2 separate regions of the Homo sapiens genome follow, and region 1 is linked to region 2. Evidence: chromatin contacts called from ENCODE Hi-C data. All regions are on one chromosome and are shown on one strand. Each heading gives the region's core, a stretch centred on a gene start or an enhancer-like site at or near the end of the contact. The rest is flanking DNA. Distances are from core to core; before and after follow the strand shown. Region 1 holds the start of NAV2 (neuron navigator 2). Region 2 has its middle 71 kb from the start of NAV2-AS5.

What was found. Hi-C counts contacts between places; a loop is a spot of excess contacts on that map. Pooled maps may share reads with other maps.
Region 1: a loop to region 2 is called in a pooled map, with 4 times the contacts of the local background. The contact joins the promoter of NAV2 here to the enhancer-like site in region 2. A Hi-C loop is called at or near these places in 5 of 37 single-sample maps with no recorded cell type and 13 of 50 pooled maps.

Annotation. Positions count from the first base shown.
Region 1 is chr11:19,709,407-19,714,692 of GRCh38, reverse strand. NAV2 (neuron navigator 2) reads right to left here and starts at 1,856. Exons shown (of 38, transcript NM_145117.5): 1 at 731-1,856. The coding sequence starts at 997. It overlaps LEISA1 (lncRNA enhancing IL-6/STAT3 signaling activation 1), which reads left to right and starts at 21. Exons shown (of 1, transcript NR_015384.2): 1 at 21-3,759. RefSeq lists silencers at 1,788-1,981, 1,622-2,151.
Region 2 is chr11:19,433,963-19,439,194 of GRCh38, reverse strand. It overlaps a transcript of NAV2 not described here. Among named protein-coding and RNA genes, the nearest start is that of NAV2-AS5, 71 kb to the left of the region's middle. Within about 2 kb of position 1,259, at least 2 of the 41 ENCODE cell types and tissues checked have a DNase peak (open chromatin) inside an H3K27ac peak, as active enhancers do.

The sequences.
Region 1 (5,286 bases), core at 607-3,106, 270 kb before region 2:
CTACCAACACCAGGATCTACCACCCAGGAAGGAGGGGCTTAGCTTCGGCCGCCATTCTGAGGCAGCCACCTCCACCCCCACCCCCACCGCAACAGCCAGCCAAGGCGCTAGGAGTCTCCAGCTGCCGGCCTCAGCTGGTGCACTAGTACCGCAGTCCCAGCACCTTGCCCGGAATCCCGTCACCCCGCAGGATGGGGCAGGGACAGGTCATCTTCAAGCCAAGGGAAGAGCAGGTTCACTGCCACCCGCGATCCCCTTTTCTTCCTGGATCTTACAGCCAGGCTAGGGGGCGTCGAACCCAATGGGGCCTTAGATCATTCCTTGTCCGGAACAGAATCTCTGCGGAACCGCCAGACAGACACACAGCTGCTGCTGCGGATACTGGCTTCTTGGGGCCAAGACCTCAACATGCAGGACCTCACATTTCCAGCGATGCACACGTTTTTTGAGAACATCCCGACCTTTCCTCCTCCCCAGGAAGATGCTGCAGACGTGCCCGCCATCCCAGGTCTCGAAGAGCTCTTAAGGCAAACCTCCGGCACCCGGGCCACACCCACCGGCCGGCCCACTCTCCTCGCGCATCCCCCAACCTGCCGGCCTAAGGGGAATGGTTCCCTTCCCTGGCCACATGGTAGACCCTTCTCCCATCCAGCCCTTTCTCCCACACCATCCCGAAAGAACTATTCATCCATCCTTCCAGAACAGTACCCCGGCAAACGGCATCTCTCACCTGGGTATCGAACCCGTTTTCCACCGAGCCGCTCTTCCGCAGCGGGAGCCCCTCCCCCGCTGGCTCCTGCAGCCCCTGCAGCACCTGCGATTTCAGGGGGATCTGGCTAGGATAGGTGGTCTTGCTCACCTCCACCTTGCTTCCCAACTTCAGGTAGCAGGGCTGGGGGCCCGCCCGGGCCGGGGGCACGTGCAGGATGGGCGCGGCGCTGTGCACGGGTTTGGGCAGTCCCGACTTCATTTTGGAGGCGACCAGGATGGCCGGCATCTTCTCCCGGGGCTTGGGCTTTCCCAGCACGTCCCTGGCAGCGGCGGCGGGGGCGACCGCTAAAGGCAGCGCGGGTAGCAGAGCAGGCGCCGGGCCTTAGCCCACGAGGCGCCCACCACCAGCGGCTAAAAAAAAAATCCCCAGGTCGGGGAACTCGAAGCAATCGGGCGAGCGCGCCTTTGGGGTGCCGGGATGGGAATGGGGGACTGGCCACGGCGCTCAGCGGGTCCCACCTGGACGGATGCTGCCGCCGGGTCTCACACCTCTCCTGGGTGGCCTTTCAAGAGCTCTGGGCGCTCAGGGGCTGCCGCCTCTTGCAAATTTCCTCCTGGGAAACAGAGGCTTGGACGCCCATATTAACTTGTCACTGCATCTCCGAAGTGAGGAGGCCCCTTTGGAAGAGACAGAGGCGGCGGCGACCCACGAGTCCCGTTCCGGAGGCTACGGGTCTGAGCCGGCGAGAGAAAGAGCGAGCAGCCAAGGAAGGAAAGGAGACAGCAGCGAAGGAAGGAGAGAAGAAGGGCGCAAGGGTCCCAAGACGTCTCCACCGAGAGGCAGCTGCCACCCTGCTCGCGAGCACCGCAGTGTCACCCGCGACGCAGCAGAGGTGCGGCAAGAGCCCCCGAAAGGTCTCTCTTGGGGTGACAGTCACCGCTGCCCAGAAGGCCCCCGGACTGAGAGCACCTTAGCGCCTGCGGGTCTGCACATGCTCCGTGAGCTAGATAGAGGCAAGGCTGTGGCCGTGGGGCGCGGGCGCCGGGACGCGCGGCTGGCGGGCCGGGCAGGGCTGCGCTCGGGAGCGGCCGCCGCGCTTCCCGGGAAGGCTGCGCTGGCTGCGGGGCTCAGCGCAGGGGAGGACAGGCTGCTGCCGGCGCTGCTGCGGCGCGCGCTGACAGCCGGGGCCGCCCCGGCGCGCCCATTGGTCCACGGTGCGCCAATCAGCGGCCGCGGGTCTCACTGCAAAGAGGGTGTGGCCTAAACTCTGGCCGCCGCCGAAACTCTGGGGCCGCGCTTGGCCGCGAGTACAAAGCGGGCTGGTGGCCGCTTTGCGGCACTGCCCCGGCCGCGCGCCTCCCGGGGGGCCCACACCCCTGCGTTCCTGAAACCCTTCTTTTGAAAAATGCCCTTTCGAACGCAACCGTCCGCCCCAGAGCCACGCGGGCACGGCTCGAGGGAAGTTTGTTTCCTTTTTCAAATTGCTCCGGTCACCTTAACGGTTTGAGTCTTCCGGAGTCACGCCCGCAGCCTCGCTGCCCCCATCTGGCTTGGGCAGGGCCGAAGCTCGTCTCCCGCTTTAAGAGCGCGCCAGCCATTTCTCTGCCTGCTCTTCCAGGCCGGCTGGGCGGGGGGCCTCCCAACGGCTTCCTCTCCAGTTTTCAAAGGCTGCACATTTCACTTAACTATTTGAAGTATTTATAGGCAAATACAATACGCAGGGAAGCTTCCCGCCCCGAGACAGCTCCTCCACGCAACCTACCACAGACTCTGTAATTAGAGTGGCCTGAAGAAGCCGGGAGAGGCTCCATGACCCCGGCAGGCTCTGGCCAAACCTTGCTGCGTTTCATGGAGCCCCTCCCTGTCCGCGCCTGGGACGCACTGGCCCCAACAGGTTCCTCGACTCGAATTCGCTGTTTGGGTTGCTCTGTGGTTTCCTCGCTGACTGAAAGTGGATGAGAATAAGAAGGAAACTGAGAGATGATCAGGCAGGCCAGCCTTCGCGATTTATGAATGAGGAGCCTCCCACCCTGTAGAACTGCTTGGATTAGAAGTGGGCAAGTTATTTAAGCTTACATGCATGCTTATAAAGCTTCTGTTTTCACATGTAGTAAGGTGGAGGCTTGACGACATTTACCTAATGAGCTGTTGTTTGGATTAAATGAGATGGTTGGTGCATGGCAGTCATTTAGCACAAGTACCTGGCAATGTAAGAGACCAATAAAAGCTGGGCTTTATTTTCCCTGTTGTTAAATTACTGCTGCTTTCCCCCAAAGTCATCTCTGTTTATAAACTATTTGTCTTTCTTCTTTGTTTCCAGGACACTTTGTGCCCACCCTATAGCCTGATCTTCAGTGCTGATAGCATTGATTTAGAATAACTCAGATGCTATTAACTCTGTCCCCCTGGAATTCATGTTAAACCCGTAATCCCCAGTGTGATGGTATTAGGAGGTGGGGAACTTTAGGAGGTAATAAGGTCAAGACAGTGGAGCCCTCATGATAGGATTAGCACTCTTATTAGAAGAGACAGGAGAGAGATGCTTTCTTACTGCCTTGTGAGGACACAGAAGGCAGTCTTCTGTGGACCAGGAAGAGGGCCCTTACCAAGAATCTGATACCGTGTTGGCATCCTAGTCTCAGACTTCCAGCCTCTAGTACTGTAAGAAATAAATGTTTGTTGTTTAAGCCATCCTGTTTATGGTATTTTTGTTATAGTGGCCCAAAGTGACAAAGATCTCAGACCAGAGGAAACATCAAAGTCTTAACCTCTGAAGCATTAAGAAATGAGAAGGCACCTTCTTAGCCATTCTAGGTAGCAACTTTCTACTCTAGTTAGGCTGAAATGCACGGCCCTGTCTATGTCTGTTTCAGTTATCCTCCCTCTCTCTGAAATCAAGTCACACATCATTCATGCTACTTACTTAACACTTTGCCCTTTGCCATCTGATGCCACCTCCCGTACTATTGTCTCCCATTATTTAACCTGTTATTTATTGTTTCATGCATTCATTTTCATCTTAGAGAATAAACATCTTGGAATTAGGAGCTGTGTTTTAACTTTCTTTAGATCTTCTCAGTATGGAGCATAAAGCTGTGGACAGAATAGCTACCCAACATTTATACTGAATGAATGATTGAATGATGCTAGAAGAAGGAGAGATTGTCTTTTAGATTTAGGAACATAAGGACATACGAAATATTATGCTATAAACCTTGGGACTCTTTTGCCTGCCCTGAATTCTAGTTCTGACCAGTGTACCAAGATTTGTGGAAAGATATCACAATCTTCAGCTTCTAAAGATCAGGGAGATATTCCAAAGTATTCCCATGGCCCTAATGCAGTGGTTCTCAAAGTGTGGTCCCTGGAGCTGCAGAAGCATTACCTGGAAACTTGTTTGAAAGCTCCACCCAGACCTATTGAATCAAAAGCCCTGGGGATGGGGCCCAGCAATCTGTGTTTCAACAGTGTTCAACCTAGTGATTATGATGCATACTAAAACTTGAGATATTCTGCCCTAATGAATATATCATGCATTCAGTGCATCTCCAGAACTTCTTAAACCTTAATATGCCTAAGAATCACTGGGGATCTTGCTAAAATACAGATTCAGATTCAGTTGGTCTAGAATGGGGCTGAGATTCTGCTTTCCGAGTAAGTTCTCATGTCATGCACATGCTGGTGTTCTAAAGATCACGCTTTGAGTAGCACAGACAGCAGGAGGATTTCATCTTAAGGGCCATCTACTGAAAAGGATCTCAGAGTGCATCCATCTAGTTGGAAATAGCCGCCTGATCACTTGATAATGTCTGCTATGGGTATATAAATGGAAATAGTGAAATACATATTATGTATTTGCCATCTTTGGTTTCCTGTTTAAATTGTATTTACTGCCAAGGTCATTTCGGGGTTCTGAGACCCTCAAATATGCATAAATATGAACAACAGTATTTCTTTTAAAGTATTTCTAATGTTCTAGGATTGGTAAACATGAGCATTTCCCTTAACCCTGTGTGTTTTATATAACTAAATTCTGATAATTCTTCATTTTTCTTGATGAAAGATCTTTCACTTGAGGACAAGTGAATCTTTTAGTCTGTTTCCAAATTTCTTTCTTTTCCTGCCTCTTCTTCCCTTTAGTAATTCTATTTGCTTTTTCCTGGAGCATTATTTATCTCCTTTTTTTTTGTGACCGAGTTTTGCTCTAATTTCCCAGGCTGGAAGCTGGAGTGCAATGGCGCGATCTTGGCTCACTGCAGCTGGGATTACAGGCGCATGCCACCACACCCGGCTAATTTTTGTATTTTTAGTAGAGACGGGGTTTCGTCATATTGGTCAGGCTGGTCTGGAACTCCAGACCTCAAGTGATCCACCTGCCTTGGCCTCCCAAAGATTCATCTCCTTTTATATCTTTTTTTTTTTTTTTTTTTTTTTGAGACGGAGTCTCACTCTGCTGCCCAGGCTGGAGTGCAGTGGCACGATATTGGCTCACTACCCAGGAAGCTCCGCCTCCTGGGTACACCCCATTCTCCTGCCTCAGCCTCCTGAGTAGCTGGGACTACAGGCACCCGCCA
Region 2 (5,232 bases), core at 10-2,509:
AACGCTTGGAACTTCCCGAGCCATAGGAGTGAAAGGAGCATCTTTTGCTATTCATACAAGCCCCTTCCAACCACACCTGAGTTTATGATAATGAGGTGACCCTTTGTGGGCCCCTAGAAAACTTCAAGATGGGGGCTGGCTGCCAGAGGAACCAACCATGCAATTAGAGGATTGGAGCAATCAGCCCTCTCCACTCCCCAATTCCAGGGAGGAGGGAGGGGCTGGCGATTGAGCTAATCACTAATGGCCAATGATTTAATCAATTATGCCACTTAATGAAACCTCTACAAAAAAAAAAATCTCTAAACTTCTAAGTTTAGACAGCCTTTGGGTTTAGAGAGCCTTTGGGTTGGAATGCATCCACATGCCAGGAGGGTGGCACACTCTAATTTTACAGAATGGAGACTCCTGCAATCAGGATCTTTCCAGACCTCATCTTATGCAACTCTCCTTTGGACTACTAATCTGTACCGTTTATAATAAACCAGTCAATGTAAATAAAATGCTTTCCTGAGTTCTGTGAGCCATTCTAGCAAATTATCAAACCCAAGGAAGGAGGTGTGGAAAATCCTAATTTATAGCTGATTGGTCAATGTCACTGGGTAGTTAGAGTCAGAATTGAATGGAATTGTTGGAATGGTTGGTGTCTGGAGAGTATGAAAATTGGTTGTTGGTGTGGAAAACCCTCACATTTGGTGTTAGAAGTGTTATGAGTTAAAAACAGATCATAGTAGCTGGTAAAACAGACTCTGAGATACAGAATAAGTTCCCCAGGATTGCACAGGTGACAAGGGCTAAAGACAAGATTTGAGAATAGGGCTGCTTGCATCCAAACCTGTGCTTCCCCTGCTCCCTGTCTTGCCACACACAGTGGTTGATGACTGCTACTTAATCTTCGGAAGCCTCAGCTTCTTCACCTGTAGACTGGGATAACAATAGTACCCATGAGGTTGCTGTTAAGGATTGACAAGACAGTCCATGGAGAGTACCTTGGTGCACATTAAAGCACAACGATGAGGCCACAGGGAACTCCTCTTTTAACCCTGAGAATGAAATGACTATAGAACAAGGGATGGGTGATAGTGGATCAGAAGTCAGGTGAGGCCAGAGTCAAAAGTAGAAGCACTTTATGTCATTGCCAAGGAGGCGGCTTGGAACCTAGCCCCAGTGAAGGCTTTTCATTCTTTTAAGAATTCATTCCAGAGACATTAAATCACCAGTGATTATGTTGGCACAGAGGGTGATATTATGGAGAAAAATACACATATCAATGACTCAGAAGTGATTCTGAAAACTCAGCCTCTAATTGGAGATGTTTGAGGAATACTTATTCAATGTATTTTGCCTGTCTTTTTTATGCTTGCACAATAGTTATATGATAGAAAGTTATGTCTAGTTAAGTATAAGAAAACTTTATAATGGGTAGAAACATTTGAAGTGATGAGAATGCATCGTTTCATAGTTTAATTGGCAGTAACTTTTTTTTCTGAGTGGCACATAAATCATAGTGAATGTTATAACCAATGGTTTTTGAGATTTGATGAAATGCAACAACCTTTTTACAAATAGACATTTGGATATTTGACCCATTTGTGAGCTTTAACTGCCTAAAGAAGGAATTCAGCCAAAGGTATAAAAGACTATTGTCCCCAGTATTTTCCAGAGTTAATTTTGCTGGAAAATAATGGTGCAAAGAAAGACAAGAGGACAGAAGGAAGGGGATGGAAAAGAGAAAAGGGAAGCAGAGTGTGGGGTGGGGTTGGAAACAGATTGTATATATTAACACTTGGATACAGGTTTAATCTGATTGATAGGAATAAATATTTAAAGGATGACACCAAGACACTGTGAAATCCTCAGTCATCAAGCAGAGATTACCATGTACATTTGGGAAGATAGTGGGTTTTGAGTTGAAAGTTTTCCAAGGATTGGAAAAAAGTATTTGTCTGGTTAGCCTTAAGTAATCAGAAACTAATGAACCTGGGACCTTCCAGTTAAATGAGTTGATAGTAGTAGCTTTATCTCATGAGTGGTCAGTTTCCTTTGTGATAGATCACATTATCTAGAAATGCACTGCTGCTTTCACAGTCTTGCCTACCTCATTTTAGTAATTAGGCAAGAAAAAGAAAGAAAAGGCATCCAAATAGTAAAGGAAGAAGTGAAACTGTCTCTGCTGACTACATGATCTTATGTATAGAAAATCCTTTAGACTCCACCAAAAATGTGTTATAACTTATAAAAGAACTTAGTAAAGTTACAGGATATAAAATCAATATACAGACACCAGTAGCATTTCTATACACTAACAATGAACTATTTGAAAAAAGAAATTATGAAAACAATCCTATTTATAAAAGCATCAAAGAAAATAAGATTTAACCCAGGAAATGAAAGCTCTGTATACTGAAAAGCATAAAATATTGATAAAAAATTGAAGATGACACAAATAAACGGAAAGGTGTTTCCATGTCTTCTAACCTATGTTCATGAAGTAGAACAATTAGTATTGTTAAAATGTCCATACTACCCAAAGCAATCTATAGATTCAATGAAATCCCTATCAAAATTCCAATGTCATTTTTCACAGAAATAGGAAAAACAATCCTAAAATTCAATGGAACCATGAGAGACCCCAAATAGCCAAAGCAATATTGACCAAAGGAAAAAAAACAAAGCTTGGTGGCATCACACTACAAGATTTCAAAATGTATTACAAAGCTATAGTAATCAAAACAGCATGTTACTGGCATAAAAACACACATAGACCAATGGAATAGGCTACAGAGCCCAGAAATAAATTCACATATCTATGATCAACTGCTTTTCAACAAAGATGCCAAGAACACACAATGGGGGAAAGAACAGTCTCTTAAATAAACAATTTTCGGATAACTGGACATCTACATGCAGAATAATGAAATTAAATTCTTGACTTATGCCATATATAAGAATCAAGTCAAAATGGATTAAAGACTTAAACACTTAAATATCAGACCTGGAACTGAAAAATTACTAGAGGCAAACATAGGAGAAAAGCTCTATGATGCTTGTCTGGGCAATGATTTCTTGGATGTGACCCCAAAATCATAGGCAACGAAAGCAAAAATAAACAAATGGGACTGCATCACACTAAAAAGCTCCACAACAAAGGAAGCAATTAATAGAATGAAGAGACGACACAGAGACTGGGGGGAAATATTTGCAAATCATACATTGGATAAGGAGCTGATATCCAAAATAGATGAAGAACTCAAATTTCTCAATAACAAGAACACAAATAACCGTATTAAAAAATAGGCAAAGGACTTGAATACTTTCTGAAATGAAGACATACAAATGGCCAACAGATATAGGAAAAATGCTCAACATCTCAATCATCAGCAAAATGAAACTTAAAACCACAATGAGCTATCATCTCACACCTGTTAGGCTGGCTATTATCAAAAAGGCAAAGATGACAAGTGTTGGTGAGACTATGGAAGAAAGAGAACGCTTGTACACTGTTGGTGGTACTGTAAATCAGTATAGGCATTTTGGAAAACAGTATGGAGGTCCTTTGAAAAACTAAAAATAGAATTACCACATGACCCAGCAATCCACTTCTGGGTATATACTCAAAGGAATTGAAATCAATGTCAAAGAGATGTCTGCACTCCCACGTTCACTGTAGCAGTATTCACAATAGCCAAGATATGGAAACAATTGAAATGCCCATCAACAGATGAATAGAGTTTTTAAATGTGGTATGTATACACAATGGAATATTACTCATCCATTAAAAAAACAGAAACATCTGCCATTTGTGACAACATGGATGAACCTAGAGGACATTATGCCAAGTGAAATAAGCCAGGCACAGAGAGACAAATACGATATGGTCTCGCTTATATATGGAATCCAAAAAAGCCAGACTCATAGAAGAAAGAGTAAAATGGTGGTTACCAGAAGCTGGTGGTGGGGTGGGAAAGGTGGACAGGGAAAGGCAAGACATTGGTCGGAGGATATAGTTTCAGTTAGATAGGCATAGCATGGTGACTATAATTAATAATAATGTATTGTACATTTCAAAATAGTTTAAAAAGAGGATTTTAAATGTTTTCACCACAAAGAAATGATATATATTTGAGGTGACGAATATGCTAGTCTAATTTGATCATGCCACAATGTATATATGTACTGAAACATTATACCATACCCCGTAAATATATATAATTATTTATCAATTATAAAGGAAAGAAAAGATTTCAAAGAACTGGATATCAGTGTGAGAAGTTGAGACATATTTTGAGAAAATAAAGGCTGTTTTTATCTTTGCTGAAAAGAGCTTGGCAAAAAAAAAAAAAAAGCCACAACCTTTTGCTTCTTTCCTGTGCTTCTTTTGACCATAAAAATATGAGAGATTCACGTGACAATTGATATTTCCATGTATAATGTTAACGAACATCTTTGTGATATTTGAAGTCTCATTTATAACAAAGCCAAGGTGTTGACTCCACCTCCCAGTTCAGAGTAATTTGATTTTGCAAAAGAGGAAAATGCCTTAGGAGCTGTTAAAATACTTATTTTCTAAAGGAGCTAAAAAAGAAATGTGCCCCAAAGCTGGGGATAAATCACTGTGTATTCATTCTTGGTAGCTTCATGTCCAGTCTGGCTCTGGATTCCATGCTTCTGGTGGCAACTCAGCTCCTTTCTTCTTCTCAAGGATACACTGAAAAACTCCTCACTTCCTTTCTTGCTCTCCAACTTCTTCATTCTCCTTTTTCTAATTATCAATAATAAAACATTGGCCATTCTGACATATGAATTCTGCTTTTAAAAATGCTTCAGTTCTCCATCACCTAATCACACAGAAATGAACCCCAGTGCCACTTTCTCCCTCCAGGGACCAAGATGCCTTAATATCTTTAATATGTACCTCATCAGCCACTGAGCATCTACTGTGTGTAAAATCTGATGCCTTGGTCCAATTTCATGGATAAATTTGTAGTATCCATCTCTTGAGACACATGGAAAACCACATCTTCTGTTTCTTATAACAGACTGCTGGTGTTCACCAATATCCATGTTCTCCTCTTTTTTTTTTTTGGCTCATTTTCCACTCTCCTTTCATCCAACAGAGGCCATGTGATTTGTTTGCACCAATGGAGTGTGTGCAAAATAGTCATTACTTCCAAGCCTGGCACCTACACTTCCTGCATGATACTTCTTGCTCTCTCTTCCTTTGCCTATTGG